Linked DNA regions of Homo sapiens: all the other regions are linked to region 3. A link is an interaction called in ENCODE POLR2A ChIA-PET data of the cell type or tissue named here. Cell type or tissue: GM12878. All regions are shown on one strand. Each heading gives the region's core, and the rest is flanking DNA. Links, peaks and the distances in the headings are about the cores only. Region 1 has its middle 13 kb from the start of SLAMF7. Region 2 overlaps SLAMF1 (signaling lymphocytic activation molecule family member 1). Region 3 overlaps LY9 (lymphocyte antigen 9).

What was found. Peaks named below come from ENCODE experiments on the same cell type or tissue, not always from the same donor. Only the 100,000 strongest peaks of a DNase experiment are listed, where the experiment ranks them.
Region 1: POLR2A ChIA-PET joins it to region 3 with 7 read pairs; 7 of 35 experiments call an interaction of 5 or more read pairs at or near these places.
Region 2: POLR2A ChIA-PET joins it to region 3 with 8 read pairs; 2 of 35 experiments call an interaction of 5 or more read pairs at or near these places.

What each region holds. Positions count from the first base shown.
Region 1 is chr1:160,720,973-160,731,966 of GRCh38, forward strand. No RefSeq gene overlaps it. Among named protein-coding and RNA genes, the nearest start is that of SLAMF7, 13 kb to the right of the region's middle. RefSeq lists enhancers at 5,054-5,796, 5,272-5,421, 5,797-6,540, 6,132-6,231, 6,272-6,321. In GM12878, for the core only: a CTCF peak has its summit at 6,026 (motif pointing right); a DNase peak (open chromatin) is centred at 6,050; H3K27ac peaks cover 2,700 bases.
Region 2 is chr1:160,635,079-160,646,072 of GRCh38, forward strand. It overlaps SLAMF1 (signaling lymphocytic activation molecule family member 1), which reads right to left. Exons shown (of 7, transcript NM_003037.5): 2 at 2,113-2,451. Among named protein-coding and RNA genes, the nearest start is that of SLAMF1, 6.5 kb to the right of the region's middle. RefSeq lists an enhancer at 5,492-5,651. In GM12878, for the core only: no CTCF peak of the experiment used is centred there; no DNase peak of the experiment used is centred there; H3K4me3 peaks cover 4,808 bases; H3K27ac peaks cover 4,727 bases.
Region 3 is chr1:160,804,003-160,813,210 of GRCh38, forward strand. All of the region lies in intron 2 of LY9 (lymphocyte antigen 9), which reads left to right. Among named protein-coding and RNA genes, the nearest start is that of LY9, 12 kb to the left of the region's middle. In GM12878, for the core only: no CTCF peak of the experiment used is centred there; no DNase peak of the experiment used is centred there.

The sequences.
Region 1 (10,994 bases), core at 3,147-8,146, 81 kb before region 3:
CTTCAGGTGGAGAAAATGGGCAGTCTGACTTACTGTGATCTGGCACATAAAGGGGGTATAACGCAGAGCATACTAGACTCGATGTGGTCAAAATGGTAACATTAGTAAAATGGCCCTGCTCAAATCCTCTTTTCAGATTAAAAATTAAAGGGATATTATTTAGATTTTCTGTAAATTGAACTTTGGAATAAAAGCACAACAGAGTTCTATTAAAGCATTAAACTGCTCTTTATAAATGTGTTATTGGTACATATTCCAAAATTATGTGAAACTCCTATAATTCTGATATAACAGTGTATATTATTAGTAATAATTATAATCATTAAATTATTGGGTGCCACAGAGGTAACAAATTTCTTGGTCAATTGTGTCTTTGACTGTGGCTGCCCTAAGACTTCTTATTATTTATATAGACAATTGTTGTCTTGTTTTTATCCCCTTAGAAGGTGGTTTTATAATCATCTATAGAACTCTGACAGGTGCTCTTGAATGCAGATTCTTAATAACTTTGGAGACTGTGACAGTAGAATAAAGGAAAAACTTTTAGGACTCTCATGGATACCTGAAATGCTTATGAGTATCAGGCAGAACAGAAGTTAACTGCATGGACTGAAGTAATACAACACTGAAATAATCCATCTATTTATAGCTCTTAACAATTGAGTAAAGTACACTCCTATAAACAAAGTTTAGAGCATATTTCTCTCTACTGGATTTCTCCAGGATTTGGAAACTACTTGTGAGTATTCTTAACTTATGGCAATATAGTTATTTGCATAAGTACAGTAAGAATCTGTTTTCTTTTGCAACAAAACACAATTGGAGAAACTGGATATTTTACCAAGGCTTTGACTGGAATGGTGTGCTTTCCTTTAAAGAATCAAATTTGACTTATAAAGCCAATAAAAGCTCTTTGGGAAAATTGGCCTCATACCTTATCTACACAGTCCCTGTACAGGGTTCCAGTCCTGTAGTAAGTAAAGAATGTCACTTTCTGACAGGCCCAGGAGACCCAAGTTATCTTGGGACCTCAAAAGGAGAGAAATTTACTCAATTAATATAGATATTTGATGGCACAAACCCATAATTGGGCTCCAGGCTTTAAAAACATCTTATCTGAAATTCCTTATGAAACAAAGTTCTATCAAAGACAATTTTAATAGGAACCTATATGGCAAATAATTACTCTTGCTGTGCTTTATGCAAGTAACAAGCCAAGTATAATAATACTAAAGCTTATTTTACAAACAAATCTGCCCTATTGTAATTTGTTTTTAATAAAGATCAGGACTAGAGAGAGAAAAATTATGTTTCAAAAATGATGGTACACCTGTTATTAGATTCTAGTCTCATCAGTTGTTTTTAAGTTAACTCTGCTTATCCCTTTGAACCAACCAGTAATCTCTGGCTGCAGGTCAGAAGAAACAAGAAGGTTGAGTCATGTAATAACCTGGATTCATATTTTAAATCTGGGTTTTGTGTTGTATGTGCCAAAGTTGCAATGCATATGCAAATTGAGCACTAAAACGCAAGGTCCATTATCAGTTTTTATAGTTTGTGGAAGGTCTAAAGTCATAATGGATTCAAAAAGATGAGCAATCGCATCTTTAGTTTTTTTTTCAGGTCTGGGGGATACCATGTATTAAGCCCATATAACTGTTTACAGTAACGTGGAGAAATTTGAAGCATCTAAAGGGTGGATATTGAGTAACATTAGTTTGCCAAATAGCATTAGGTACTAGACCTTGTAGGTTGGCACCAAGTCCTAAGGAAAAAGCGGATAGAGAATGTCATTCGCAATCAGGGTAGGTTTTAATGATCATGCGAGCTTGAGCGAGCATCAAATGAAACTGTTGTTTAAGACTGTGGGCATTCTGGTGAAAAAAGGAATGATTAGCTTGAGCTCGCAAAAAGGCAGCAGAGTCTGCAAACCACATTTGTGGTTGTACCAGAGCATCGGCTCAAGCGTTTCCTTCTGACAAGGGACGAGGTAGCCTACAATGAGAGGGATTGTGTGTGATGTAAAGAGGGTGACAACAGGCATAGAAGAACTCTTGTGCTTCGAGAAATAAAGCTAGTAGGGGTTCATTAGTAATGCTCTTCACATATGCAAGATCTAAATGAGTAATATGATCCACTGCATAAGCGGAATCACTAACTATATTTATGTCTTGATGAGGAAAAGTTTGTAAGGCCAATATTAGGGCACTTTATTCCGCCCGTTGTGTGGTTTTGAAATGTTCTTGGATTTTGTGCTACCAGTTTTGCATGGCATCTTGCCACACTATAGGTGCCTTTCTAGTTTTTCCTGAGCCATCTGTAAAGACAATAGTGGCATGAAGCAAGGGCTTAGAGACAACAATAGATACAAATTTAACAGGCACATTTGTAAAACCTTCAGGAGCTTAGAGGCTGATAAATGGAAGCTGATGTCACCAATACAGTCGGCCATTGCTACTTGCTAATCAAGATCACAAGCTAGGAGAGTATGAAACTATTACTTGCTTAAAGGTAGGAAAAGAGTAGCAGGGTCATATTCTGACAATTGGATGCAACGTCAGCATTCCTTTACAAGAAGAGAAGCTATTAAATCTGTGGTCTTTTGTATGTGTTTAGAGGGGTTATGAGACAGGTAAGGGCAATGGCTTTTTTACTGGGGAGAAAAAAGCTCCAGTCCATCCTCATCACTAGAAAAAGTTTTTTCTTTATGCCCCACAGAAGGGAGTGAAGTGGGGGGAGGAGCTCCTCCCTGTTGTTCTTGTTCCTGTTTTTCTTTTCTCTTTAAAATTTCTGAATTCCCTTCAGGTGGAGAAAATGGGCGGTCTGACTTACCACGATCTGACATATAAAGGGGGTATAACGCAGATCATACTCCAGGTGGTCAAAATGGTAACATTAGTAAAATGGCCCTGCTCAAATCCCCTTTTCAGGCAACCACCCACCTGCTCCCATGACTTTAAGTCTAATATTCCTTGATTAGGGAACCAAGGGCATTCCTGCCGAACTAAAAGCGTAAGCGTATGCAAAGCTTCAGACTCTCTGGTGCACTGGATAGCCTTAAGCAATTGTCTCACCATTTTAAAAAATACTTTCTGCTATTTGGTCAACTTCTCACCCGTGGTAACCCGAGCCCTGGTATTATACACATAGGTCCTGTCCTCCTGAAAACGGGTCAGGACTGGCCAGGCGCAGTGGCTCATGTCTGTAATCCCGGCGCTTTGGGAGGCTGAGGCGGGCAGATCACCTGAGATCAGGAGTCCGAGACCAGCCTGACCAATATGGAGAAACCCCGTCTCTACTAAAAATACAAAAAAAATTAGCCAGGCGTGGTGGCGCATGCCTGTTATCCCAGCTACTCAGGGGGCTGAGGCAGGAAAAGTTGCTTGAACCTGGGAGGCAGAGGTTGCGGTGAGCCGAGATCACGCCATTGCATTCCAGCCTGGGCAACAAAAGTGAAACTCCATCTCAAAAAAAAAAAAAAAAAAAGAAAAGAAAAAAGAAAAGAAAAGAAAATGGGTCAGGACTGTCCCTTATCGGTATTCCCTGAAGATTGGTATGTCATCCTGCTCCACGAGTAATTTCAAGGCGATCACATCGGAGTCACCACTTGCAGCTTGCTCTGCAGTGAACGCCGAGAAATAAGTATTGAGACAATTACAGCTGAACGGGGCAGGGAGGAGCTCCTCGAGGGAGTGCTGCTCCAAGATCTGTCCACCAAGTGTCTGTTGAGAGGCTTGTTAAACTACAATTCAGACCAACAAAAGACATCCACCAGGTGGCTTTTTGCAGTCGTGACATGAGGCACATATGGCCTTGTTTATTACATCTAAAAGCACTCAAACCGCCTTCTTAGGAGGCTGTGTTCAGCGCCCCTTATCACACATTCTGCTCCTTGTCCTGTTTTCAGGGTCAAGGAGTTATAGTCTCATGCACAAACAACACACACACAGTGCCTCAGTTATTTTTTCAACCTCAAATGCCTTGTACATAAGCTTGAATATGTTGTTGTGTGCCCCCTACACTGGGCACTTGTTGGAATTGGCTAGCAACCCCAGGCATGCAAGTCTTAGCAGGCATGAATGTAACCACCAGCTACCTGGATGTGTCAGCAGCCTCAAGATTTTTTGGAGCTGCCCTCACCTCCTTGTTTCATTTTGACATCTCTACTTGTCCTTTTTGGTCCATGTCTTCTATATCTAATAACCTGATTTGTCTCCTCTCCAGGGCATCAAGCTCCAGATGATCCTCAGTGAGGAATACATCCTCTCAACATTCAAGAGTTATCCTTCTACACTGGACCCTTACACTGCCCATTAGTGGGACATGACAGAGGTTAAATCCTGCCCCTTTCTCTGTTGGACTTGGCTGGAAACTGCTTTCATGAACCCACAGAGTCACCTGCCCTAACAGCTAGCAGGAGGCCAAGATTCACAGAACAACAACCACCGGCCCTCTGTGAGCAGGGAGCAGTTTACAGAAGACTGGTGTTTGTCCATTTTCCCCCAAAATTTGGGGTACTGGACTCTTGACGGGGGGAATGTTACAGTAGGTAGTCAGGCAGACATGAGCAGGGCAGGAGAGGATACCCCCTAGGAATGTCAGGTAACCATCAGGTGATGGTCAGACAGTTGTTAAGCTGTCTCTCTAAAATAATAGTCACAGCCAGCATGAGGGAAAGGCAGTCTCCCAACAGATAAAGCAAAACCCAAAGCTGGTGATCAGCAGTTTCCCATTAAGATCTCAGGAGTTGGGCGAGTGGGCTCACACATGCGTACTAAAAGGCAAAATGGCAGCATTTAACTGGTATATCACTTTCCTCTAGGAACACTCAAATGGTAAGGGAAGAACACCTCAAGTGAGCATGCATACAACTCCAGTGAACACACTGTGCTCGCAGCCCCTCCGAAGGGCTAGCAGGCCACTGCGTGTGCAGACAGCCCACCCCAAGGGAAGAATCAGGGGAGAAGGGATGCAAGACCCCAGAAGCATGCTAACATATAAAACACCAAGTCAAAGGTCAAACAGTGCACTTGGTCTCTCAAGCCACCCGCTTCCAAATGTATTTTGATTTTAATTCCAGCTCCAAAGCTTTTTAATAAGCTTTCACTCCTACTCTAAAGCTTGCCTTGCTCTCTCCCTCTGCCTTATGCCCCATGGTTGAATTTTTTCTTCTGAAGAGACAGTAATTGAGGTTGCTGCAAACCCATACGAATTCACCACCTCTAAAACTAAGATGCAAAAATGACACCTGCCACCTCTGAGCTCCAGGTTCCAGAGGGTAAAAGAAAATGGAGGTTGAAGAGCCCAGTCAGAGGACTATAGTCCTCCGGTCGTGAGTGTTCAGAAGGTCTACTGCCCAGTGTTTTTGCTGAGTCATTTGAGGTTTTAGTCAGCATAGAATAATAAAACCTATTTTCAACCCCACTAGGACTAGGGCCACTACTATTCCTGGCTGGCTTATCACTGGTTCCAATGTAACCAAGTGCCCCCATTATTCTAAGAGATAATTTAATTGTTGTTATGTGTTTTTTTTTCCTTTTCTTTTTTCTTTTTCCCTTTCCCTCTACTCCCTACTTAGCCCTTTCTGAAATGCAAAATAACCTCTCACCAGACACTCCCTACAGGGCAAGTTCACCTATGTGCTCCAAGACAGATCTGTTGATTTGCAGATCAAAGCATGTCCTTATGGAACTCCTCCCTTCGGGCGGTTGCCTCAGAAAGGCATGTGGAAAGCATGCCTATTTGGTCACTTTTACAACTTACTTCTGCCCGGGAAGGCACCAACTCAACTGTTCAGTATTTAACTGCCCAGTAGCAGGGAGACCCCCCTGCCCTTGCTCACTTCTTCCTTTACCTTATAAAAGTGTTCACTTTTTGCTCCAAAGGCAAAGTGGCACATTTAAAGGAGGATACTTCCTGCCCTCCTCCCAGACTTGTTTTGGAAATACATTCACTTTTCTTGTGCCAGGCCTCGTTCTTGTTAACTGTGGCGAGCGACTAACCTGCTTTTCAGTTATACCAGGAGGGGGCAGTACAACACTGCCTGAGTAGGCTCCAGCTTGGAGGCCATTCCCCAGGGAGACTAAAAGACCCGAGGGACTCAGGACGATTTCCCAGGGTAAATTTAACATTTAAGAGACAATAGAAAAAAGGGATCCTGAAGAGGAAAATAAGGAGGATCAGTCAGATAGCAAGGAGAAGGTGGTCTCAAAATTTGAGAGCAAAAATTTCAAGACTATATCCAGATTAACAAAAAGTGCTTCCATTTCATTTAGCAATTGTGTAGTCAGTAGCCACCTTGGCCATGATGAGAGCCATTTTAGTGGAGGCAGAAGCCAAATTCTCCATTTCTCTCCTCCTTTTTTCTCATCCCCACTTCTCTTCCTTTCTCCCTGTTGGATATTTCTTGAGCTGCATCTGGAGATGTAGAAATGAAAGTCATAATATTGCTCTTAAGCAACTCACAGTCTCATGGAGAAAACAGAGAAGCAAAACATTGAGAAGCTGCAAAATGAGAAACTGTGGTGTCACATAGAAAGGGTGCCTAATGCAAACTGTGTATGATCAGAGGAGGTCTTTGTAATGAACATGTGTAAAATCTTTTTTTATACACACAAAAAAATCAAATAACAATAGGGTTTTTTGTTTGTTTGTTTGTTTGTTTGTTTGTTTGTTTGTTTTTTGAGACGGAGTCTCACTCCGTTGCCAGGCTGGAGTGCAGTGGCACAATCGGCTTACTGCAGTCTCCACCTCCTGGGTTCAAGCGATTCTCCTGCCTCGGCCTCCCAAAGTGCTGGGATTACAGGCATGAGCCACTGCGCCCGGCCAAAGGGTTTATTTTTATACCTTTGCTACCCAAAGAACTTGGCCAGTTCAGGAAAATGAGGATATTTCAGTGTGGCTGAAATAAAGACTGGATACAGAAAGCAGGTCCCGTTTCCAGACTGGTCCAGATCACTAATGTTTTAGTGTACATGATGAAGGGTTTAGATTTTATCCTGAAGGCTCGTGAAGGGAGCTAATTAAAGGGTTTTGAGCAGATTAGTGATATACTGTGGTTCACAACTTAAAAAGAATATTCTGGTAAACAGGAGAATGAGACCACAAACAAGGGGGGACATTTTAAGGCTATTGGGGGGATCCAGCCAAGGCCTTCATTATTGCTCAACTTGGCTGAAGCAGAGGTGGTGGTGTGAAGGGCAGGGGTCAGAATGAGCAGAACTTGATACCTGGTTGCATATGGGGGTAAAGGAAGAGGGAAGAGGAAAAGTCTGGTTCCTGGCTTGTGTGGTTGCATCAGTGGATAGGATAAGGGACAAGTTGGGACATGAGAGATGATAAGTTCAGTTTTGAATATATTAAGATTAAGATATCTAAGAGGCAGATGAATATATGTATCTGGGGCTCAGGAGAGAGACCTGTGCTATGTGCCAGCATGCAAATAATTATGGCACACAAATTCTTACTCAGAAAGAATATGTAAAGTGAAAGGAGGTTGGGGATGGAATCCCCTGGTAATACCAACATTTAAGGGATGGCAAAGGATGAGGCATATGCAAATGAGACTGACAAAGATTTACTAGAAAAGAAGAAAGAAAATTAGAGCATTTTGGCCAGGCGCAGTGGCTCACACCTGTAGTCCCAGCAGTTTGGGAGGCCAAGGTGGGCGGATCACGAGGTCAAGAGATCAAGACCATCCTGGCCAACATGGTGAAACCCAGTCTCTACTAAAAATCCAAAAATTAGCTGGGGGTGCTGGTGCGCACCTGTAGTCCCAGCTACTCGGGAGGCTGAGGCAGGAGAATCGCTTGAACCCGGGAGGCCAAGGTTGCAGTGAGCTGAGATCGTGCCACAGCACTACAGCCTGGAGACAGAGCAGGACTCCATCAGATAGATAGGTAGATAGATGATAGATAGATAGATAGATAGATAGATAGATAGATAGATAGATAGATAGATATAGATAGACAGACAGAGAAAGAGAGAAAGAAAGAAAGAAAATTAGAGCATTTTAAAGGAAATTAAAGAATCTGAGGAATTAAGATGTTAATGGTGTTGAGTGCCTGCAGCTTTTACAGGCTCAGGATATAAGTGGCCAGTGGCTCTACCAGTGTCAGGTATTCCTTTATAGCAATGCAAATTGAACTAATACAAAAAAAATAGAACTGAGGAGTTGGGCATTGCTGTAAAGCAATTGCTGAAATGTGAAAGTGGCTTTGGAACCTGGTAATGGGCTGGGGTGGGCAGAGTTTGGAGGGCTCAGAAGAAGACTAGAAGATGAGGGAAAGTTTGGAACTTCTTAGAGACTTGTTAAGTGATTATGACCAAAATGCTGACAGAACTATGAACGGTGAAGGCGAGGCTGATGAGGTAATAAGAATGAACATGGTAAATAGAGTCAGTAGAGAAAGACAATAGGAGTGGTACCATGGAGAGCCAGATAACATAAAGTTCTGTGGAAGAAATTATAAATGGGTCAAATGCATCTGCTTCTGGTGAGAGCCTCAGGAATCTTCCAATCATGGTAGAAGGTGAAGGAGGAACAGGCACGCTACATGCAAGAGAAAGAGCAAGAGAGAGAGGGGAGGAGGTTCCAAGCTCTTTAAACAACTAGTTCTTGTGTGAACTAATTGCTGCAGGGAGGACACCAAACCATTCATGAGGGATCCAACCCCATGACCCAAACACCTTCCATTAGGTCCCATCTCCAACACTAGGGTCACATTTCATTTGGAGGGGACATACATTCAAACCGTATCATCCCTGAACTTGCAAATTAATGTTAGAAGTGAGAGATTTCTTGAGGAATACCCACTAATTTCACATTTGACTAAACTTTGAAGATTCTTTCTGGAGGTTGAGGGAGTACACAAAGAGGTACCATCACCTCCTCCCCTTTTGGATCTTACAGAATTGCAGGCACACTCGATCATCAGAGGTGGGGATTCATAACAAGTAAGTTAAAACTACTTTTCTGTGGTGGTGGCAATGTACTGTAAGAGATTAAATTGCATTCAGTTATTACACTGTTCTCTTGGTTACCCTCCACTGTTTCCATTATTTGAGAAGAACTTTTTATAATTCTGATTATGCTGTTATATTTTCAGGAGGCAAATTCCTTACATGATCCAGTAAACATATCATCTTCCTTTTGTGCTGGTCTAACACCATGCCTTATATCTTAGTTCTTGCAGCAGTTGTATCCACCAGTCAAGGAGGAAAATAATAGTTTATCAGGTCTGTGGCTGGTGTCCATGAGTCTCAAGTATTAAATTATGACGGTTACATGCATTCTCAGGAAGGCTTTAACATCAGTATAAATATTTCACAGAAAATTGGAAGAAGTATTCTATTCAAGATGTCCGAACTTTGGTTAAATAGTGATTAAAATATATTAGTGGCCAGGCACGGTCGCTCACGTCTTTAATCCCAGCGCTTTGGGAGGCCAAGGTGGGTAGATCGCTTGAGCCCAGGAGTTTGAAACCAGCCTGACCAACACAGGGAAACCCTCATCTCTACAAAAAGTACGAAAATTAGCCCAGCATAGTGGCACACACCTGTAGTCCCAGCTATCCACGAGGCTAAGGTGGGAGGATCACTTGAGCCTGGGAGGTCAAGGCTGCCGTGAGCCATGATCATGCCACTGCACTCCAGCCTGGGTGACAGAGCAAGACACTGTCTCAAAAAAAAAAAAAAAAAAAAAATATATATATATATATATGTATGTATATGTATATATGTAAGGTATTCAAATATTCCTGTACTTTTTTTAGCTTAAAATTTAAAGTTCTCTATTTCACGTTTTAATGTCAAACTTAGTTATTTTACAGAGATAGTTGTTGGGTTTTGTTTGTTTGTTTTGAGACAGTCTGGCTCTGTCACCCAGGGCTGGAGTATGGTGGTGCAATCATAGCTCAGGACAGCCTCGAACTCCTGGGCTTAAGTGATCCTTCTGCCCCACCCTTCTGAGTGGCTAAGAATACGAGTGTCCACCACCATCATGAGCTATTTTTTTAAATTTTTCTATAGAAACAGGATCTTGTTACATTGCCCAGGCTGGTCTTAAACTCCTGGCCTCAAGCAATCCTCCCTCCTCAGCCTCTCCAAAGTGCTGGGATTACAGGTATGACGCATCTAGCCTAAAGAATAATTTTAGATGATAATTGAGTGCAAAATCACATTCATAAGAAGGTGGCTGCACACTATTCACAATAGCAAAGACATGGAATCAACCTAAATGCCCATCAATAGGTAAAGAAAATGTGGTACACATACCCCATGGAATACTATGCAGCCATTACACAAGTTTACCTGTGTAAAAAACCTGCACTTGCATCCCTGAACTTAAAAGTTAAAAAATGAAAAGAAGGTGACTGCTATGCTTGCTATATAACATACTCTAATTATGGGCGTTTTGAAAAACAAGTGATTATTGAAATGCTATTTTTTAAAAATTATTATACTCTTAAGTTCTAGGATGCATGTGCAGAACGTGCAGGTTTGTTACATAGGTATACACATGCCATGATGGTTTGCTGCACCCATCAACCCATCACCTACATTTGATATTTCTCCTAATGTTATCCCTCCCCTAGCCCCCTACCCCCCGACAGGCCCCATTGTGTGATGTTCCCCTTCCTGTGACCATGTGTTCTCACTGTTCAACTCCCACTTATGAGTGAGAACATGAGGTGTTTGGTTTTCTGTTCCTGTGTTAGTTTGCTGAGAATGATGGTTTCTAGCTTCATCTATGTCCCTGCAGAGGACATGAACTCATCCTTTTTTATGGCTGCATAGTATTCCATGGTGTGTATGTGCCACGTTTTGTTTATCCAATCTTATCATTGATGGGCATTTGGGTTGGTTCCAAGTCTTTGCTATTGTGAACAGTGCTGCAATAAACATAACATGTGCATGTGTCTTTATAGTAGAATGACTTATAATCCTTTGGGTATATACCCAGTAATGGGATTGTTGGGTCAAATGGTGTTTCT
Region 2 (10,994 bases), core at 3,676-8,675, 170 kb before region 3:
GACCACCTTGGGATAAAATAGAAAATAAGAATTTGCTTTTTAGGCCTCTTCTACCAATATTGTTAGGGCTCCACTCGCCCTTCCTGATGTCCTTGACCTAAGTTGCTATTCTCCTGTCTCCTATCAGTGGAGTTTGCTGTCAACTAATCCACCATGGTTTTTAGTTGGCTTACGTTGTTACTTCCTAGACCTAAAAGAATGGCTTTTTAGTGGTGGGATTTCATCTATCGTGATGTGTGTGGGAGGGTGTGTGTGTGTATGTGTGTGCGTGCGCGCGCGCGCATGTACACGGGCGCATGGGTGAGTGAGTGGGTGGGTGTGTAGTAAGTGCTTTTGTGTGTCTGAGATAGTGATAGGTCCTCAATTATAACCATAGGCCTCATCAATCTATCCCACTCTAAGGCCATGAAATAGGCCACATAAAAGGTAAATTCTTGCTTATTTAGCAACTATTATAGGACAAGCACAGTGCTGGTGTTTCACATTCATCATCTTTTTTTTTTTTTTTTTTGAGACAGAGTCTCGCTCTGTCACCTAAGCTGGAGTGCAGTGGCACAATCTCAGCTCACTGCAAGCTCCACCTCCTGGGTTCACGCCATTCTCCTGCCTCAGCCTCCCGAGTAGCTGGGACTACAGGTGCCCACCACCATGCTGAGCTAATTTTTTTTTTTTTTGTATTTTTAGTAGAGATGGGGTTTCACCACCATAGCCAGGATGGTCTCGATCTCCTGACCTTGTGATCCGCCCGCCTCGGCCTCCCAAAGTGCTGAGATTACAGGCGTGAGCCACCTCATCATCTTTTTTAATCTTCTCAACAATTATAACTCTAGTTGTAATTATTCCCCATTTTATAGATGAGAAAGCCAAGTCCCAGGGAGGTGGAATATCTTACAACTCACAGCTTCTAAGTGGCCAAGTTAAGATCTGAACCTAGGTCTGTCTGACTTCAAAATCCAAACTCTTCCTTTGGCTTGAGAAAAATGCCATGGTTGCAGAGACCACATTTTCCAAAGTAAGAATTTGATCACAAGATGTGACAAAAACAGGAAACATAGGAACCAAAGGACAGAATGTCTGGCATCCACACCGTTTTGGAAAATGCATCATGTGCAGCCTCCACGCTCATGGCAGTCGTGCCTGGAGCCACTGCTGGAAATGACTCTCAGGTACCTGGGGGAGGGCCATGGGAATTCCGCAGGCACTGTTTGAAGGAAAGGGAATGCTGGGTTGAGGGAGGATTGGTGAGAGTATTGCTGCCTTCCCTCTAGATATTTGAGAATTTCAAAGAAATGCTGGTTAGGTGGGAATTCCTGTCCCATCCCCAGAGATAAGGAAGTCATTTTGAAGAAGCAGGAAAGCCCCATGTGGCTATCAGGATCCCTGGGAATTCAGATGAGTCTCTGGGCCTAAGAGACACAATCCCTGGGTGCACTCAAGAGGGACTGGTAGTTAAAAAGGCTCAAAAAAGCACTGGCCTTGGATTCAGGTGGACTTGGTTCCTAGTTTAAGTACAGCAACTAAAAGACTTTATAACCAAAGCCTTTGTTTAAATGCCAAAAGGCACTTCTTCCACCAAGTAGGTATGATCTGGTGCCGGAATGCAGGGCTTAACAAGTGGTGTGTGGGCTGAATTTTAGCCATCTTTATCCAGAACCCCCAGTGCAGTGAAACACCTACACAAATGTGTGTAAATGTGCTAACCGCTTCTGGTTAGATTTCACTGTCCTCATGTAGGAGAGACTGGGTTTGATCTGTGGTATTCAACTTCTTTTAATCAGAAAAAAATCCTATTTTCAAATAAAATATTACTTGCAAACCAAGATCCTTGGGTCTATCGGCCCTCCAGCCCACAAGGAGCTGTGCCCCTTTCCTTTGGGAAATGGGAGTAAGAGTAACTAATGCTTAATCAGCTACCATCAATATGCAATTTGGAAAAAAAAATGTCAACCTTTAAAACGTCTTCCATGCAGCAGGTTTAAATACCCCCAAACTAGAAGATCATTCTAGTTACTTCCAATTCTGAATACCCTTTGCTTTTAAGAGAGACCTAAATTCTTGGTCAAAGGAGCACCTTGGCCCTTTAGTGTGGACTGGGGAAGCCGCCATTATTACCATAAAGCCTCAACTGCAGGCAAAAGCGCTGAACTGAAACATTTTTCTCCAGGGTCATAAGGTACCATCCCTCATCCTCCTTCCTGCTTTCCCGTATCCCCAGGGTGAGATTCTCCAGATAAAACTTGTAGCGATCTCCTAGATAACGTGGAGGGCCTGCTTCGGATGGATCAAGAGACACTATTTTGTTCTCGACACTGTTCTCCAGTGATTTTGCCATTGTGACGACAATGTGGATGCTTTTGTTCATGCTCTTATTTATCCTTTCATATGTCAGGGGCAGCAGCACTTTGCTTCCCAACTGCCGGAGAATCTTTGGGCAGTTCATCATGCGCCCACCTGTGGGAGGGAGGAGAAGAGAGTCCCTTATTATTAAGGCCTTTAGACAACATCGTGTCAGCAGATCAGGAAGGACAGACTGGAGGCTCTCCCTCTTCCTCTTTGGCTATCCCTGGGGTTGCCAAGTCCTTCGTGGTCTATAAGAACTGCCTTGAGGATCCCCACTATATTCTCAATACTTCAAAACTGTCAATAGAAATCTTCAAATTACTTAGGATAGAGTTGTATAGATTAACTAGAGTACTGGGTCTTTATCAACTCAGATTTATTGTTCAGGCATCTAAAAAGCACAGAGAAGTTAAATGGCTTCCCTAACTAGTAAGTGGCAGAGTCAGGATTAGAATTCAGTTCTGCTAATTCCTCTACCAGGGTTTTTTCCACCATTGAATATACAGGATGAAGGATGGAGAGCAAATAAAAGTGATTCTGAGCTCATGAGCCCAGGAAGCATTTCAGATCATGAGGAAAACAGAAAAATCTGAGGAATGTGGAGTCAGGAAGTGATAAGCCCAGTGTTCAAACTGTGGAATCCTCTCTCTCCAAACACCCTGAGATAGTTAATAATGTCGACAGTGAGATATTACTGTATTTCTCTTTTCCAAAAAAGCTGAGCCAACAACAAGGTTAAAAAAAAAAATACCAAGAGCCTTTCAAACCACTATGAGGGTTCCTGCTGCTGATTATTTCACACCTCCTCTCTCCTCAAACCCACAACCTGCCTTTCCCCCTCCTCTCTCATGTGACGACTTTGCTTTTTGTTTCACTGAAGTATAAAATAGAAAACACAAAAAGAGAACTTCCACTTATTACCACCACTAAATCAACCTACCTACCTGGATGGATGGTCTACATTCCCACTTAAGTCGAGCCTCTTCCTCCACGGAGCACTCACCTACTTCAAGGCTTTGTTTCGGCAATTGCCTCTGTCCCTCACATTATCAGGTTTTTTTTTACTAGGTTATTTCCATCAATACACAACATATAAACTTGTAGTTTCCTTATATTAAAACTATCTCCCCTGATCCCAGGTCCATCCCCAGATACCTCTCCATTTCTGTTTTCCTTTACAGCAAAGTGCTTTAATGTGTGTTTATAGTTTCTTTTCCCATTTCCAGACCCATTTTTCCTTGGACCCACTATAAACAGGTGTTCTTCCCCACTGCTCGCTGGAACCACCTTTGTCAAGGTCACTGTCTACTCCACTAAGCCAAGTCAAAGTTCTTATCTTACTTGCTTTCTCAGGGGTACTTGACATAGTTCATCCATCCCTCCTTCAAACGCTGTCATCATTTGGCTCAGGGAACAACATACTCTCCCGGTTTTTCTCCTATCCTATATAGGTTGCCTCTGCTCAGTTTTCTTGGCAGGAGCCTTCTGCTCTTCTGGACTTCTAAATACTGGAGCATCTCAGTACTCGGAGTTCTCATTCTCATCCACACTCATCCAGTTTCTCACCCAATTGCACAGTCTGACATATTTCTGGGATGCTACAGGGTTATATCTCCCAACCAAAACCTTCACTGCACTCCCAACTGCCTACACAAGACAGGACTTGGAGGTCTAAAGGGCATTTCAAACTTAGCAAACAAACTCTTGGTTCCAGAACACCTTCTGCAAACATTATAATTCAGCCAATTTGTCAGGCCAAAACACTGGAAACATCCTTGATTCCTTTCTTTCTCGCATACTCCAAACTCAATTTTTTTTTTTCTGTGAGATGGAGTCTTGTGCTGTCGCCCAGGCTGGAGTGCAATGTTGCGATCTCGGCTCACTGCAACCTCTGCCTCCCGGGCTCAAGCAAGTCCCCTGCCTCAGTCTCCTGGGTAGCTGGGATTACAGGTGCCTGCCACCATGCACTGCTAATTTTTTGTATTTTTAGTAAAGACGGGGTTTCACCATGTTGGCCAGGCTGGTTTCGAACTCCTGACCTCAAGTGATCTGCCCGCCTCGGCCTCCCAAAGTGCTGGGATTACAGGCATGAGCCACTGTGCCCAGCCATACTCCACACTCATTTTAACAGCAAATCCTCCTGGCTCTGACTTCAAAATATGTCTGGTATCTGAACCCTTTTCACCTCCTGCATTTCCACCACCATCATCCCAGGCCTGGGTACTGCCGTCTTCTTCCAGCTGATCTCCCTGCATTCATACAATAGATGGAATCATCTTTAAAAACCATGTCCTATTTTGTCTCTCTCCTGCTTTTAAATTTCTGTGGCTTTCTAGCACCGATAGAATAAAACCATAGTCCATTATTGATATGGCTTCAAAGGCCCTGCATGCCCAGTCCGTGGCACTGTTCCAACTCCATTTCCTGCCCTCCTCTTTGCTCACTGTGCTACGGCCACACTGGCTCCTGGCTGTTTCTTAAACCCACCAAGAACATTCCTGTCTCAGAACTTTTGCTTTTGCTGTTCCTCTCTCTGAAGAATTTCTTCCCTTCCATACCTGGGTAGCTCATTCTTTCACTTTATTTTAGGTATCTGCTCAAAACAGTTTCTCCTCCAAGAGGCCTCCTCTGACCATCTATCTAAAATAGCTTTGTGTTTCTTTCTGCACTTATCACTGCATTATATTATACTGTATATTTGTTTGTTTTATTTTTGTCTCTCCCACTAGAATGCAAAAGCCTCAAGAGGAAGAACTTCATTTTGTTCACTATTTTGACCCCAAGACCTACAAACAGGTGCTATGTGCTTAGTATATAGGAGGCATTTAATAAATATCTGTTCAATGAATGAATGCTGAAAACCATAATACCTGACCAAAGCCTCTTATTTAGGTTATTAGGTTTGTCATATATATATATATATATATATATATATATATATACACACACACACACACATATATATATATACACACACACATACATATATATATACATACACATATATATATATCTGAACTTAACCATAAGCTAGTGTTCATAAAAGAAGGAGCCCATGACTCAAAGAGAGCATAGATTGTTCTAGCTGATAAGAAAGTCAGAGAGTAAAATAGAACCATCAGCTTAAGTAATGCAGCTACCTAGAAGAGACTCTTTCACAACTGACTTGTGGCTAAGATGAGCTATTGGAAAATTGGACACACTGGCCCAAATATTCTTGTCACCAAAATACCCCGAAATCCCCATGTTGCTCAGTAAAGGGCTCAGCTAATAGTAGACTAGAGATTCAGTGATTGGGGAAGAAGAAAAAGAAGTCTATCTGGGCTAAAATCTGGCCTAGAGTGATTGAAATTCTTAATTGTTGAGGAAAAGTGAGAAAGGCAATTAGGCATTTGTCTTTTAAAATATTGCGAATATATTAAGCTTAAAACAGAGTGCTCTCCCCTGCTGCTTGATGACATGAGGAACATTATAGTTATTGTGGTGGTGGTGGTTGTTTTTACATTAATATACTGGGAAGCATGTTGGATTTTCTTCCACCACACTTATGGATGCCTGACTGTCTAGATAATGTGACCCCTTTGGTGGCTACATACCTGACTTGTAGGCACAGTACCTAAAAGAGTAACTTCTTGAATCCTGAACCTAAACTTCTGTGTATAAAGAAATGAGAAAAAATTTAAAGCCATATGTGCAAGTATGAACTTCCAGACTTTTGTATAAAAAGTTGTATAGATGAGCGTATACATATTTTTCTGGGAGCACATCCATAAATGCCATCTCTTAAAGGGATCTGAGATTCAAAACAAGATTAAAAATTGCTAGCGTAGTGTTGATTTTTAAAGACCAACTTTGATAGGGAGAAAAAAAGAATAAAAAATCCCATTTTCAGGCCATAACCCATCGCCACCACTCCCCAAAATGGCTCCCATGCACTCCTTCCCCACCTAACCTTGCACACTCTTTGCGCCATGGTTGCTTTCAGAACTTGGAGTTGATTGGGGGAGGAGAAAGAGGGATATAAGAGAGGTAGGGAATAACCAAAAAAATAAAAAAATAAAAAAATAAAATAAACGAAAGAACATAGAAGGAGAAAGAGGAAGAGGAAAAGGGAGGGGTAGATGAGAGAGGCTGAGTGGTTTTATGCACACTCAGTCATGAGGAGTGGAACCAAAACTTCATCAGGAAGAGACCCTTATACCCCACAACCCACATAAAGAATGATGACGCAATACCTGAGTGTGTGAGTGTTGGGGTCTGGAGGGGGTACTTGAGATCACCCTCACATAAGCACAAGGTGGAAAAATAAGTGGGGGCTTTAAAGTGGTTCATAAAACCCCTCGAGTGGCGTCCCTGCTCCTGAAACATCCTGCTAGATGAGTGTTTTCCAGTGTGTCTGTGATTCAGCCAGCCCTTATTTACTAAAAGAGTCTGGGAGGAAACATTTGTAGCTGTTAACACCAACTCACTTTCCTTCATGGGTAATTCTACTTCGAAAAATGAGTGATTCACATGGGCCTATGGAGTTTGGTCAAAAATTATTAATAGTAGGATTTAGCCAACCCTCTCACAAGATGGGCTTCTACCTAATGATAACTCTTTTTGTTTTATTGTATTATATTTTTTTGCCTAGCCCTGACACTTTCATATGTGCTTTTAGCATCTTGCTACAGTATTCTTTCAGGTACAGAAGGAACAGAACTTACAGACCCCACAGTTCTTTTGGTAAATTTAGGCTCAGAAAGAAAAGACATCTTGTCTGTGTTTGCTTTTTAAACTGTATCCCCATCAGTCAAAGTCCTATTTTTATTATTTGGCACTGCTGGGTCTTTCTATCTTAGACTATTAGTATGTACGTTCCCTAGCCTTAGAGGCTATAACCACTCTTTATTTGCCTAGCTAACAACTTCCATCTTTCTGGTCTCCATTTTGACATCTCTTTCATAGGGAAGACTTTCCTGACTCCTGACTTAGGTTGGGTTTTCCTGTCACAGACTTCCAATGGACAATGAACGCACTCCTTCATATCATTCATCACGTGTTCAACTCTGGTTCAATGCCTGTAATCCCCCACTCTTATAAGCTTCCAAGAGTAGGGACTGTGTCTGTTTTATTCACTACAGTATCCCTAACACCCACCTGGGACATAGTAGGAGCTCAGTAAATCCTTGTTGCCCAAGTGAATTAATAAAACAGAATGGGATGAATGAAAAATGAGCAAATGACAACACAGAGTCCAAGTTCTCCTCCCTCCAAAAGCAGAATGTACTCTGATTTGCCTTTATAGTATCCCTAAGAGGTATATTATGGAAGAAAGTGGTGGGGACCCTTTTCCCCACTTGCCAGCTGAGGACATGGAAGTGCCTTAAATATAAACCCTAGGTTTCAGGTACAACAGACAACTTGCCAAGAACACTTGAAACCCTTTACCTCTGCATTTGTGCCTCCTTCTAGAACGCTCCTTCTCAAGTTCCATAAAAATCAAGCCCATCGGACCCATTTATTTGGGGCTAAGTTTTTAATATTCATTTTTATTAACTTTATCCCAAATGTGCACATGAGATATACTGGATTAGAGTTAAATTTCTTATTAAATGACTCACAGTAAATAGTAAATGCTTTGGCCCCCCACTTCCCCCTAGGATGATGTGATAAGAGCAAGGTCAATTGCTCTATGTGAGTAAACAGACACTCCATAGGTAAGAAACAAGGACAAATTATTTTCCCTACCTATAAAAGAGGGAGGAGGCAGCTATCCCCCCTCCCCGTCTTAAAGGTCTGCTCCTTATTCCAACACTTTGGTAGGTAGATAAATCTCTCCAGGAGCCAGATAGTCCGTTACATGTCTTGGCTTTTATGGCAAGTCCTGGGACTTGACTCCAAGTTCTGGGGCTCATTCCTTCTTGCATGCTGCATAATGATGGCACAAGCTTATGCTGGCCTGCTTAGGAAGATAGTGACTCCAGGCTTCATGGCACCCTGGGCGCTCTACCTAGGGACCTTGTTCAGGCTATAACCATTTGCTCCTCTCGGGAAAAATTTTATTATTCGTTTGGATCAGAGCAATTACCTATGCAAATAACTACAGATTTAATTCTTATGGTATGAAAAAATGTCAGAGCTAGTACTCTTCACCAGGACACTGAAAAGTCGAGAGAAGTTTTATTTCCCCACCCTCTTTATCTCTGATTTCTTCTCTGCCATGTTAAAAAATTGATACATAATAGATGTATATATTTTCAGGGCACATGTGCTGTCTGATACACTCACATGTTGTGTAAAGATCAAATCGGGTTAATTGGGATATGTATCACCTTGAGTATTTCTCTTTTCTTTATGCTAAGAACATTTGAATTATTCTCTTCCAGTTATTTTGATATGTACAATAGATTATTGTTAACTATAGTCACCGTACTGATCTATCAAACACGAAGACCTATACATTTGGAAAGACACACAAGAAACTGGTCACAGTGGTTGCCTCCAGCATGAGGTATGGAAGGGAAATTAGTCTTCACTAAATACTCTTGTGTACTGTTGAAGTTTCATAGACATGACATGTTTTATAGATGTGATAATCAATAAACAAACTAGTTAACAAAAAAAAATTAAATGAACATTTGCATGATGAAAAAAAGTTTTCATTTTCCAAATTCCAGGTCAAATACTTCTTATATGCCCTCTACGTTCTTCTGTGATTTTTATCAGTCTCTCACCTTTTGGACATTTCTATACTTCAATTTATTCCAATTCAATTCAACTCATATTTTTCAATTATAGATAGCACATTCTAATTTTTACCATGGGACCTGGATACAAATTTTGGCATTCTCTCCACCCCTGCTTCCCAAACATAGGCTTGTCCAGTTTTACTCATTGAGGCCTCTGGAGTCAGGCAGCTATGTGAGCGCAGAGAAATTGCTAAACTACTCTGTGCCCCTTTCCTCATTTATAAAGTTGTAATGGTACCAATAATACATACATTTCTTATAGGGTTGGTGTGAAAATGAAATGACTGACACACATAAAGCATTTAGAACAGTGCCTGGTATATGGCAAGTATGCAGTATATACCAGTATTATTCACTCAACAAATATTTGTGGACAGGCTCTCAGTACAGACACAGTGTCAGGTGCTGGGCAGTGGCTGTTGTTCATTTTGTTTTCCCCACACCTTGCACCCTTGCACAGTGGCTGCCACATCATGTGTCCTTAATAGTTGCTGAATGGGATCATTCAAAGTCAAATCTATGGATTAAACCAATTAGCCCTGATACTCTGATTTCCAGTCCAGTGAGGGAGACAGTGAAAGTGACAGCATCACATCACAGTATTAATATTTTTGAGAAATAGAAGTGCCTAGATTGACATCTTGGGATAGAATGGGCCACTGAACACGCAAGGTTAGGCCAAGTCTAGAACCCACGCACTTGTCCCTCACCTTCCCCCAAAGTGTGTGAAGGGGGTGCAGAGGAACTGCATGGAGGAATAAAAAAAACTCATTGACATAAGGTCATCAATTATAACAAATGTACCATCCTGGTGGGGGATATTGATAATAGGGGAGGCTATGTATGTATGGGGCAGAGGGCATATGGGAAATCTCTGTTCTTTCTGCCCAACTTTGCTGTGAACCTAAAACTGCTCTAAAAAATAAAGTCTATTAAAACAAATCTCATCGGGGGAAATGAAAAATTCACTTTACTTGGGGAAGGGACATGTGGACTTTTTGATTTTTACAATTCTGACTGGGAATTAGAAGTTGAGCTGAGTAGAAATGAGAATGGGAGTGGATGCCAGTTTTACAAGAATCAAGCTTCTTGCTTGGGCAAATCTGTCATGACTAACCTGCCCCATTTGCAAAGCATTTCTGTCTGGGTTTTATTGGGGCTTCACAAAAGGGTGTGTATTTAAAAATAAAAACACTGAAAAACTTTTGTGAAGATTCAAAGAAGAAAACATGCAATGAAGTGAGCAGCCTCCGATTGGATAGACTTGCCTTGTGGGGCTGGGTTGCTTCTCCCTGACCGGCGACTTCCAAAGCCTCAATAAGACGAGCTATTGGTCAGCAGTGCCTAAGATGCTATGGGCCAGGCTGGCCAAGAGGCTAGCAAGCACAGAGATGGAAAAGTCCAGTTCACAGTTCAGCACCATCACTCCATCACACCTTACAGTCACCAAGAGGTGCTCCAGAAATGGTGCAGTCACAAATTGGTTGCAACAACGGAGGCTTGGCTTTCCCTGTGACCACTTAAAGTGGCTCGATTTGGTTTTCTGAGCCCCGAGCTCAGTTCTTCCTCCCCTAGACCTTGGGAAGTACGAGCCATGGATCTGCAGATTCCAAAAGAAAGTGGGCTGAGCAAGCCCTGTTCGTCTGGCTGTCTGGTAAAAGACACATCCATTGTGCAGCACCCCCACATCCCTGGCATATCACGGTGCTTTTCCTGGAAAAGTCCATATTGGATTTGCGGTCTTGAAAACCCCAAGCTTAAAACACCCTGGGCCTCAGGATTTCCCCCCGTGTCCGTAATGCCACCTCTTCTACTCCAGGCTACCTCCCACAGTCTAAACAAATAAGCAGAAGGAGATTCTCACCCCACTCACACAGGCAGTCCAAAGTCCACTTCTTGCTTGGCTTTTTCTTTCTCAAATAC
Region 3 (9,208 bases), core at 713-5,712:
CTGTCTCAAAAAAAAAATTACATCATCAGCAAAGAGGAACAATTTGTCTTTCTCTTTTACACTTTGAATGTTTTTTATTTCTTTATTTTGCCTAATTTCTCTGAGTAGAACTTTCAGTACTATGTTGAATAAAAGTAGTGAAAGTGGGTATCCTTATCTTGTTCGAGTTCTCAGAAGAAAGGCTTTCAGCTTTTCCCCATTTGGTACAATGCTAATTGTGGAATTGTCATATATGGGCTTTACTATTTTGAGGTATATTCCTTCTATGCCTAGTTTGTTGAGAAATTTTTTCAGGAAGGGATTTGGACTGTATCAAGTGCTCTTTCTATAACCATTGAGATGATCATATGGTTTTTATCCTTCAGTCTATTGATGTGATGTATCACATTTATTGATTTACATACGTTAAACCATCCTTGCATCCCTGGGATAAATCCCACTTGATCATGTATTATCTTTTTGATATGCTGTTGGATTCTGTTTGCTAGTATTTTGCTGAGGATTGTTGCATCTATGTTCATCAGGAATATTGGCCTGTAGTTTTCTTTTTGTTGTTGTGTCCTTGTCTGATTTTGGTATTAGCATAATGCTGGCCTCATCGAATGAGTTAAGGAAAATTCCCCCCACTTTGATTTTTAAGAATAGTTTTAGGAGGATTGATATTAGTTATTATTTGTATATTTGGTAGAATTTGGCTGTGACTCCATCAGTCTCGGGCTTTTCTCTGTTGGGAGACTTTTTTATTACAGATTAATTTCACTACTTGTCGTTGGTGTCTGTTCAGATTTTCTATTTTTTACTGATTCAGTCTTGGTAGGTTGTATGTTTCTAGGAATTTATCCATTTTCTCTAGGCTTTTCAGTTTGTCAGAGTATAGTTGTTCATAATAGTCTCTGACGGTCTTTTGGATTTTGGTCTTTTGTATTCCTGTAATGTCAGTTGTAATGTCTCCACTTTTTCTGATTTTGTTTATTTGGGTCTTCTTTCTTCTTTTCTTAATTAGCCTAGCTAGCAGGTTATTAATTTTGTCTGTCTTTTCAAAGAGCTAACTTTTTCTTTCATTGATTCTTTGCATTTTTTTAGTCCCTACTTCATCGAGTTTTGCTCTGATATTTATTATTTCTTTTCTTCTACTAATTTTGGGCTTAGTTTGTTCTTGCTTTTCTAGCTCCTTAAAGTTCATTGTTACATTATTAATTTGTGATCTTTATACATTTTTCATGTAGGCATTTATTTCTATAAACTTCCCTCAGCACTGCTTTTGCTGTACTCCATAGCTTTTGGTATGTTGTGTTTTTTTTTTCATTTGTTTCAAGAACTTTTTTTAAATTTCCATCTTAATTTCTTTGTTGACCCAATGGTCAGGAGCATGTTGTTTAATTTCCATGTATTTGTATCATTTCCAAAGTTCCTGTTAATATTGATTTCTAGTTTTATTCCATTGGGATTGAAAAGATATTTGATATGATTTCAATTTTTTAAAATTTGTTGAGACTTGTACTGTGGTCTAACAAATAGTTTATCCTGGAGAATGCTTCATCTACTAATGAAAAGAATGTATATTCTGCAACTGTTGGATAGAATGTTCTGTAAATATCTGTTAGGTCCATTTGGTCCAAACTCCAATTTAAATCCAATGTTTCTTTGTTGATTTTCCATCTAGAAGCTCTGTCTAATGCTGAGAGTGGAGTGCTGAAGTCCTCCACTACTATTCTGTTGCAGTCTCTCTCTCTCTGTCTCACACACACACACACACACACACACACACACACACACACACTCTTACTCTCACTCTCTCTCTGGTAATATTTGCTTTATGAATTTGGGTGCTCCAGTGTTGGGTGCATATACATTTAGAGTTGTTATATCCTCTTGCTGGATTGATCCCTTCATCATTACATAATGGCATTCTTTGTCTTTTTTTTTTTTTTTTTTTTTTACTGTTTTTGACTTAAAGTTTGTTTATTTGATATAAATATAGCTAGCTATTCCTGCTTGCTTTTGGTTTCCATTTGCATGGAATTGTTTTTCCATTTCTTTACTTGTAGTCTATATATCTTTACTGTTAAGGTGAATTTTCATGTAATTAACATATAGATGGATCATGTTTTTAAATCCATTCCACCATTCTACATCTTTTAAATGGATAATTTAATCCATTTACATTCAGAGTTACTATTGATATGTGAAGCTTTTTCCTGTATACTGTTAATTATTTTCTGGTTGTCTCATATATTCTTTGTTTCTTTCTCTCTTATTGTTTGTCACTGTGGTTTGGTGGGTATCTGTAGTGACATCATTCAAGTCCTTTCTCTTCACCCTTTGTGTGATTGCTTTACAAATGAGTTTTATACTTCTGTGTGTTTCCATCATGGTAAATGTCATCTTTTGCTTCTGGGTTTAGGATTCCCTTGAGCATTTCTTGTAAGACCCCATCTAGTGGTAACAAATTCTCTCAGCATTTGCTTGTCTGGGAAACGCTATTTCTCCTTTTTTATGAAGAATAATTTTCCCAGATATAGTATTTTTGGTTGACTCTTTGAATATATTATTCCATTTTCTTCTGGCCTGCAAAGTTTCTGCTGAGGAATCCACCATTAGCCTGCTGGGCTTTCATTTATAGGTGGCTAGATGTTTTTCTCTTACTGTTTTTATGATTTACTCTTTGACTTTAGATAGTTTGACTGTGATGTGTCATGGAGATCTTTTTGCATTGTATTTTCCTGGGAATTGCTGAGCCTCCTGTATCTGGATGTCTAAGAGTCTTGCTAGACTTGGGGAGTTTTCTGCTATTGTTTCATTAAATACATTTTCTAATCAGCTCTTTGTCTCTTTGCCCTCAGGGATGAAATAATTTGAATATTTTATCACTTTATGAAGTCCCAAATGTAACAAAGGTTTAGCTCATTCTTTTTTATTCTTTTTATTTATTTATTTTTTGTTTGGCTGAATTATTTCAAAAGACCTGTCTTCAAGTTGTGAGATTCTTTCTTCAGCCTAATCTAGTTTATTGTTGAAGCTTTCAAGTATATTTTGTATTTCCTTCAGTGAAATCTTCAATTCCAGAATTCTATTCATTCTGTTTTTTAAATATCTATCTCTTTGGTTAATTTGTCATTCATATCCAAAATTGTTTTTCTGATTTCTTTGTATTGTTTTTCAGAATTCTCTTGTATCTCACTGAGCTTCTTCTTATTTTTTTAAGTTACTTTCATGGGGAGGTCTTTTTCCTGAATATGTGTCTATTGTGTTGTTGGGGTAGGGCACTCTGGCTTTGATTCTGGGTGCATGCAGTAGTATAGTATTTGTATGATTTATTTGGCTGTAAATAACATTAGTGGTATCTGTGATTTCCTCAGTAGGTCAGAGTGTGTTTATTAGCAGAGGCTGTGGTGAAGTTGCGCTGAGGATTGAAATGTCAAGTGGGCCAGTCATCAGGCCACAGTGGTGGCAGCATACCTATCTTTGTGCCTCAAGGCAGTGTATGCTGTCACTTGTGTTTATGCTTATCAGCAGGTCGATTTTTAGGTCTCCAGGTGGCTTGCTCAGATACCGATAATGGCAGCAGTGGACTGAAGGGTGGTGAGCAGGCTCTCAGGCCCCCTGGCAGTCAGTGTGGCATGGGGAATGACAGTAGTGGGATGATTCTCTGGGTCCCAAGCAGTGTGCATTGATGTTGATGGTGGCTGCAATGGCCTGGGCAGACCAGTCTCCAGGACCACAGGTGGCACTTGCAGGTAGGTGGTAGTGGCTGGGAGTTAGGCCCACCCTAGGCCCCTGTGGAAAAATGCTCAGGTGCCCAAGGCAGTGGATTGGGTTGGGCAATCCCCAAGATGCTGGCCTATGTGTTCTCTTTCCAAGGGGGAAGGGGGAAGCCAGGCTGAGTGGGCTTGCACTCAGGCCCCCCAGTGGTGAAAGCAAACACCAGCTATGGTATGTGGAAGCAGGGCCATCCTCAGGCCCCAGGCAGAGTGCTCAGGTGAGGACAGTAGCCGCCACCGTGAGGCCCTGCCACTGGAGAAGGTGAGGCCAGGTTCAGTGGCCACAGCCTTGGATGGCAGATGGGGAATATGCATCCCTCTCAGCCTCAGTCCTAGGAGGGCTTCCCCCAAGCCAGCACTAGCTGCAGGAGCTTTTGCCCAGCTTGCAACCAAGTTGCAGCAGCAGCTCACAGCCCACTACTTTACCCAGTCTCAGTCACAGCAGCATTCACTTCCTAGGACCAGAAACTGCAGCCCACACCTCTCTTGCTACTTAGCTCTACCTGCAGAGTGCTCCCAATCCATACTCTAGTCTTGGCAGCAACAGTTTTAGTTTTCCTAACACCTCAGACCCAGCACTGTTGGGCCCCAGGACAGCGTGCATTCTGCCAAAGGCTCAGTTTGAAAATGGTCCCTTACTATAACTGCAGAGGTCTCAGAAAGAGTATGGAACCCAGCAGGAGCTCCCTCCCTGGAGCAGTTCCGCCCCACAGTCTCCCAGCAGCTCCCTATGGTAGTTTCAGGGATTGGGAGGGTCAAAGGGGTCTCATGTGGCCAGGACTGCATGATTCTGCAGTGGGATGTGGGCCACTGGAGGTCTCTCGCTCACCTCTATTGGGAAATCACTCCCAGCTCCCAGCAGATCTCAGCCAGGGAGGCTGTCTCTGTTCCTTCTCCTTCCCTGCTTTTAGTGTTTCCTGTCACATCTCTGTTGAATTCCAGCATTCTCCCTTGGAAAATGTATTTGAAATATGACTGTTTGTATACTACTTTTGTTCTTCTAAGTAGAGGAGGTAGGCATTAAATGCTTCTAGTCAGCCATTTCGAAGCCCCTTCTCTTGATCTTTTATTTTTAAAAACAGACATTCTTTTTCTCCAGGAATTTCTCTCTCTAGGATAAATATGACTACTATATTGATCGTTTTTCACCTAATTCCATATACACAGATGTCAAAATTAGAAGACACACCCGTAAATTCCTTACATGTTATATAATCGCCATAATTCATGTAACGGGTCTCCTACTTGTAGAAATATTGTTTCTGCTTATAGAAATATTGTTTCCAATATTTCCTCTTATAAACAATGCTGCAATGAATATTCTTGTGCACCTATCTTTTCACGCTTATGTGACTAGGTTATATTCTGATGGATAAATCTAGAATATATATATGGGGTCAAATTACTGAATCTAATGGTATATGCATTCTTTTTTTTTTTGAGACATCATCCCACTACATCACCTAGGCTTGCCTCCAATTCCTGGGCTCAAGTGATCCTCCTGCCTCTATCTTCCAAGTAGCTGGGACTACAGGTACTTGCCACCATGCCCAGCTTTTAAATCCTGAATTTATTATTATTATTATTATTATTATTATTACTACTACTATTACCAGTATTTCATAGAGACATAGTCTCATTTTGTTGTCCAGGCTAGTCGCAAACTCCTGGACTCAAGCTGTCCCCTTCCCTCAACCTCCCAAGTAGCTGGGACTACAGGCATGTGCCACCATGCCTGGCTTTAAAATCCTCAATTTTTATTTATTATTATTTTATTTTGTAGAGACTGGTTCTCACTATGTTGCCCAGGCTGATTCCAAACTCCTGGCCTCAAACAATCCTTCCACCTCAGCCTCCAAAGAAGCTGGTATTACAGGCACCACTGCACCTAGCTTAGTATATACATTTTTAATGTTGCTAGATATTGCTGAATTTCCCTCCGTGTTATCAAGTAATCCTCCCACCAGCAATGTTTGAGAGACACCATTTCCTTATATTCTCAATAACAAAGTATTGTCAAACATTTCTTTGTTGATAAATTGAGTAGTTACAATAGTATTTCATGGCTTAAATTTATATTTTTCTTATGAATGAGATGAGCATCTCTTCATGTTTTATGTTTTATGTTTGTTTTGATAGACAGTCTTGCTCTGTTGCCCAGGCTGGAGTGCAGTGGTGCAATCTCAGCTCACTGCAACCTCCACCTTCTGAGTCCAAACAATTCACCCGTCTTGGCCCCCGAGGAAGTTGGGATTACAGGCATGCACCACATGCCTGGCTAATTTTTGTATTGTTAGTAGAGACAGGGTTTTGCCATGTTGGCCAGGCTGATCTTGAACTCCTGGCCTCAAGCAATTCACTCTCCTCAGCCTCCCAAAGTGCTAGGATTATAGGCGTGAGCCACTGTGTCTAGCCATCTTTTCATGTATTGAATAGCCATTTGTATTCTCTTTTCTGTAACTCTCTATTAATATTCTTTACTCATCTGTATTAGTGTGATAGGGATGCCATAACAGAATATCCCAGAATAGATGGCTTACACAACAGAAATTTATTTCTCACAATTCTGGAGACTAGAAATCCAAGTTCAAGGTGTTGGCAGGTTCGGTTTTTCCTGGGACCTCTCTCTTCGGCTTGTAGTTGGCCACCTTTTCACTGTGCCCCCACAGTCATTCCTTTGTCTGTGTTGTCTATGTCCTAATCTCTTCTTATAAGCACATCGGTCATACTGTATTAGGGTTCACCCTAACAATTCCATTTTAACTTAATTACCTCTTTAGATGCCCTGTCTCCAAATACAGTCACATTCAGAGGTACTCGGGATTAGAACTTCTACATATGAATGTTGTGGGAGGACAGAATTCAGCCCTAACATTCTACCCTCTGGCCTCTCAAAATTCATGTCCTTCTCACATGCAAAATACATTCACCACATTCCAACAATACCAGAAGTTTTAACCCATTCCAGCATCAACTGTAAGTCCAAAATCCATCTAAATATTATTTAAATCAGGTATGGGTGAGACTTGAGATATGATTCACCCTGAGGCAAAATTCTTCTTCAGTTGTGAACCTGCAAAACCAGAGAAGTTATCTGCCTCCAAAATTCAATGGTGGAACAGGTATGGAATAGACATTGCCATTCCAAAAGAGAGACATTGGGAAGAAGAAAAAAGTCACAGGTCCCAAACAAGTCCAAAACCTAACAGGGTAAATTCCATTAGATTTTAAGGCTCAAGCATAATACTCTTTGGCTCAGTGCTCTATCCTCTGGGCCCACTGGAGTAGCAGCCCCACCTCCTTGGCCCTGAGCGGCAGTTCTGCCCCCTGGAACCAAGGAGGAAACCACCTCACCCTACCCAAGGCTTGTGCCCTCTAGGCCTATGGTGGCAGTGGCAGCTCTGCCTACTTCTGAACTGCCTGTGGGGTCACTCTTCCCTTTTCTTGAAGGATAATACATATTTGCAGCTGTACAGCTGTATTGACTTATTTCATAAAATCCCAGAAGCCTGACACACTCCTTCATTTGTCCTGTCTCTGTCCCTTACAGTCCAGACTGGCAGCATTTCTGCTGAGGTGGTCAAATCTCATAACCTCTTTAGCAAACATTGCCAAGCCACAATCTTTGTGTTCTCTCCAGACACACTTTCTCGTTTTTCGCAATATGAATAGGTGACATTTTTTCAAAGCTTTAAGTTCTGGCTCCATCTTGCTTGACAATTCCTTATTTAACCTCTCTCTCTCTTCTCACATTTTATATAAGTAGCAAGGAGAAACTAGGCAGTGCCTTCAGCTCTTTGATTAGAAATCTCCACAGCTAAGTACCCAAATTTATCACTTAAACATTCTGCTTTCCACAAAACACTAGAATACAACGTGGCCGAGTTCTTTGCCACTTTACAACAAGTATGCCCTTTCCTCCAGTTTCCAGTAACATATTTCTAATTTCTGTCTGAGACCTCACCAGCAACACATTTAATATTTATATTTTTACCAACATTCTGCTCATGATCACATATGTATATCTCTAAGGTAATAGCAGCATTCCCTGCAGTGTTCCTATTTTCTTTCTGAGTGCTCACCCAAATTTTCGTTAACATTCATGTTTCTACCCAGAGTCTCTTGAAGACAATCTAGGATTTTTCTAGCACACACCTCAAAATTCTTCCAATCTCCACCCATCAGCCCATTCCAAAGCCACTTCACATTTTTAGATTTTTAGAGCTTCATCCCACTTCTGGTATCAAAATCTGTGTTAGTTTTCTAGGGCTGCCATAACAAAATACTGCAGACTGACTAGCTTAAACAACAGAAACGTATTCCACATTTCTCCAGAACACAATTCTGGAGGCCAATGAAGGTATCAGCGGCTTGGTTTCTTCTGCGGCCTCTCTCCTTGGCTCCCACATGGCCACTTTCTCTCCATGTCTTCACATGGGTGTCCCTCTGTCTATATTGTCTGTGCTCTAATCTCATCTTCTTATAAGGATACCACTCATATCAGACTAGGGCCCACCCTAATGGCCCCATTTTAACTTAATTACTTCTATCTCCAAATATAGTTCTATCTTCAAATACGGTCACATTCTGAGGTGCTAGAGGTTAAGACTTCAACATCTAAACTTTGCAGAGACACAGTTTAGCTCATAACACCATCTTTCTATCAGATAATTTGACCGTTTTCATTGATTTGTAGGGTATTCTGTATCTATTAAGGAAACGGAATTCTGTGCAGTTAATAGAATTAGAATGAATCAACTCCACATGTGTTGACAAATGACGTACAATAATTTCCAAGATATATTGTTAATTTTTTAAGGTTCAAAACAGTGTGTAAAGTATGCATATATCTGTCTATATCTAGAATACCTCTGGAAAGATCAACAAGAAACCCATAACAGTAATTGCCTCCAGGAATAGTAATTCTTGGGGAGATGAAATAAATGGCTGGAGGCTAGAAAGCTTACTTTTTTCATTATGTAGCTTTGGTATTTTCTCAATTTTTTTTAATGTATTACCTATTCAAAAGAAGAAATATTGGGCCAGGTGCAGTGGCTCATGCCTGTAATCCCAGCACTTTGGGAGGCCAAGGCAGACAGATCACCTGAGGTCAGGAGTTCGAGACCAGCCTGGCCAACTGGTGAAACTTCATCTCTACTAAAAATACAAAAATTAGCCGGGTGTGGTGCTGTGTGCCTGTAATCCCAGCTACTCAGGAGGCTGAGGCAGGAGAATCGCTTGAACCCAGGAGGCAGAGGTTGCAGTGAGCAGTGATCACGCCACTGCACTCTAGCCTGGGTAACAGAGTGAGACTCTGTCTCAAAAAAGAAATATAACTTAATGAAACATTCACACATGTGCACATACATGGTGAGCAGTGGAGATGGAACAAAAGGAAAGGAGAAGACAAGGAAGAAGATCTAGAAGCACAATGCATCCTAAATTCA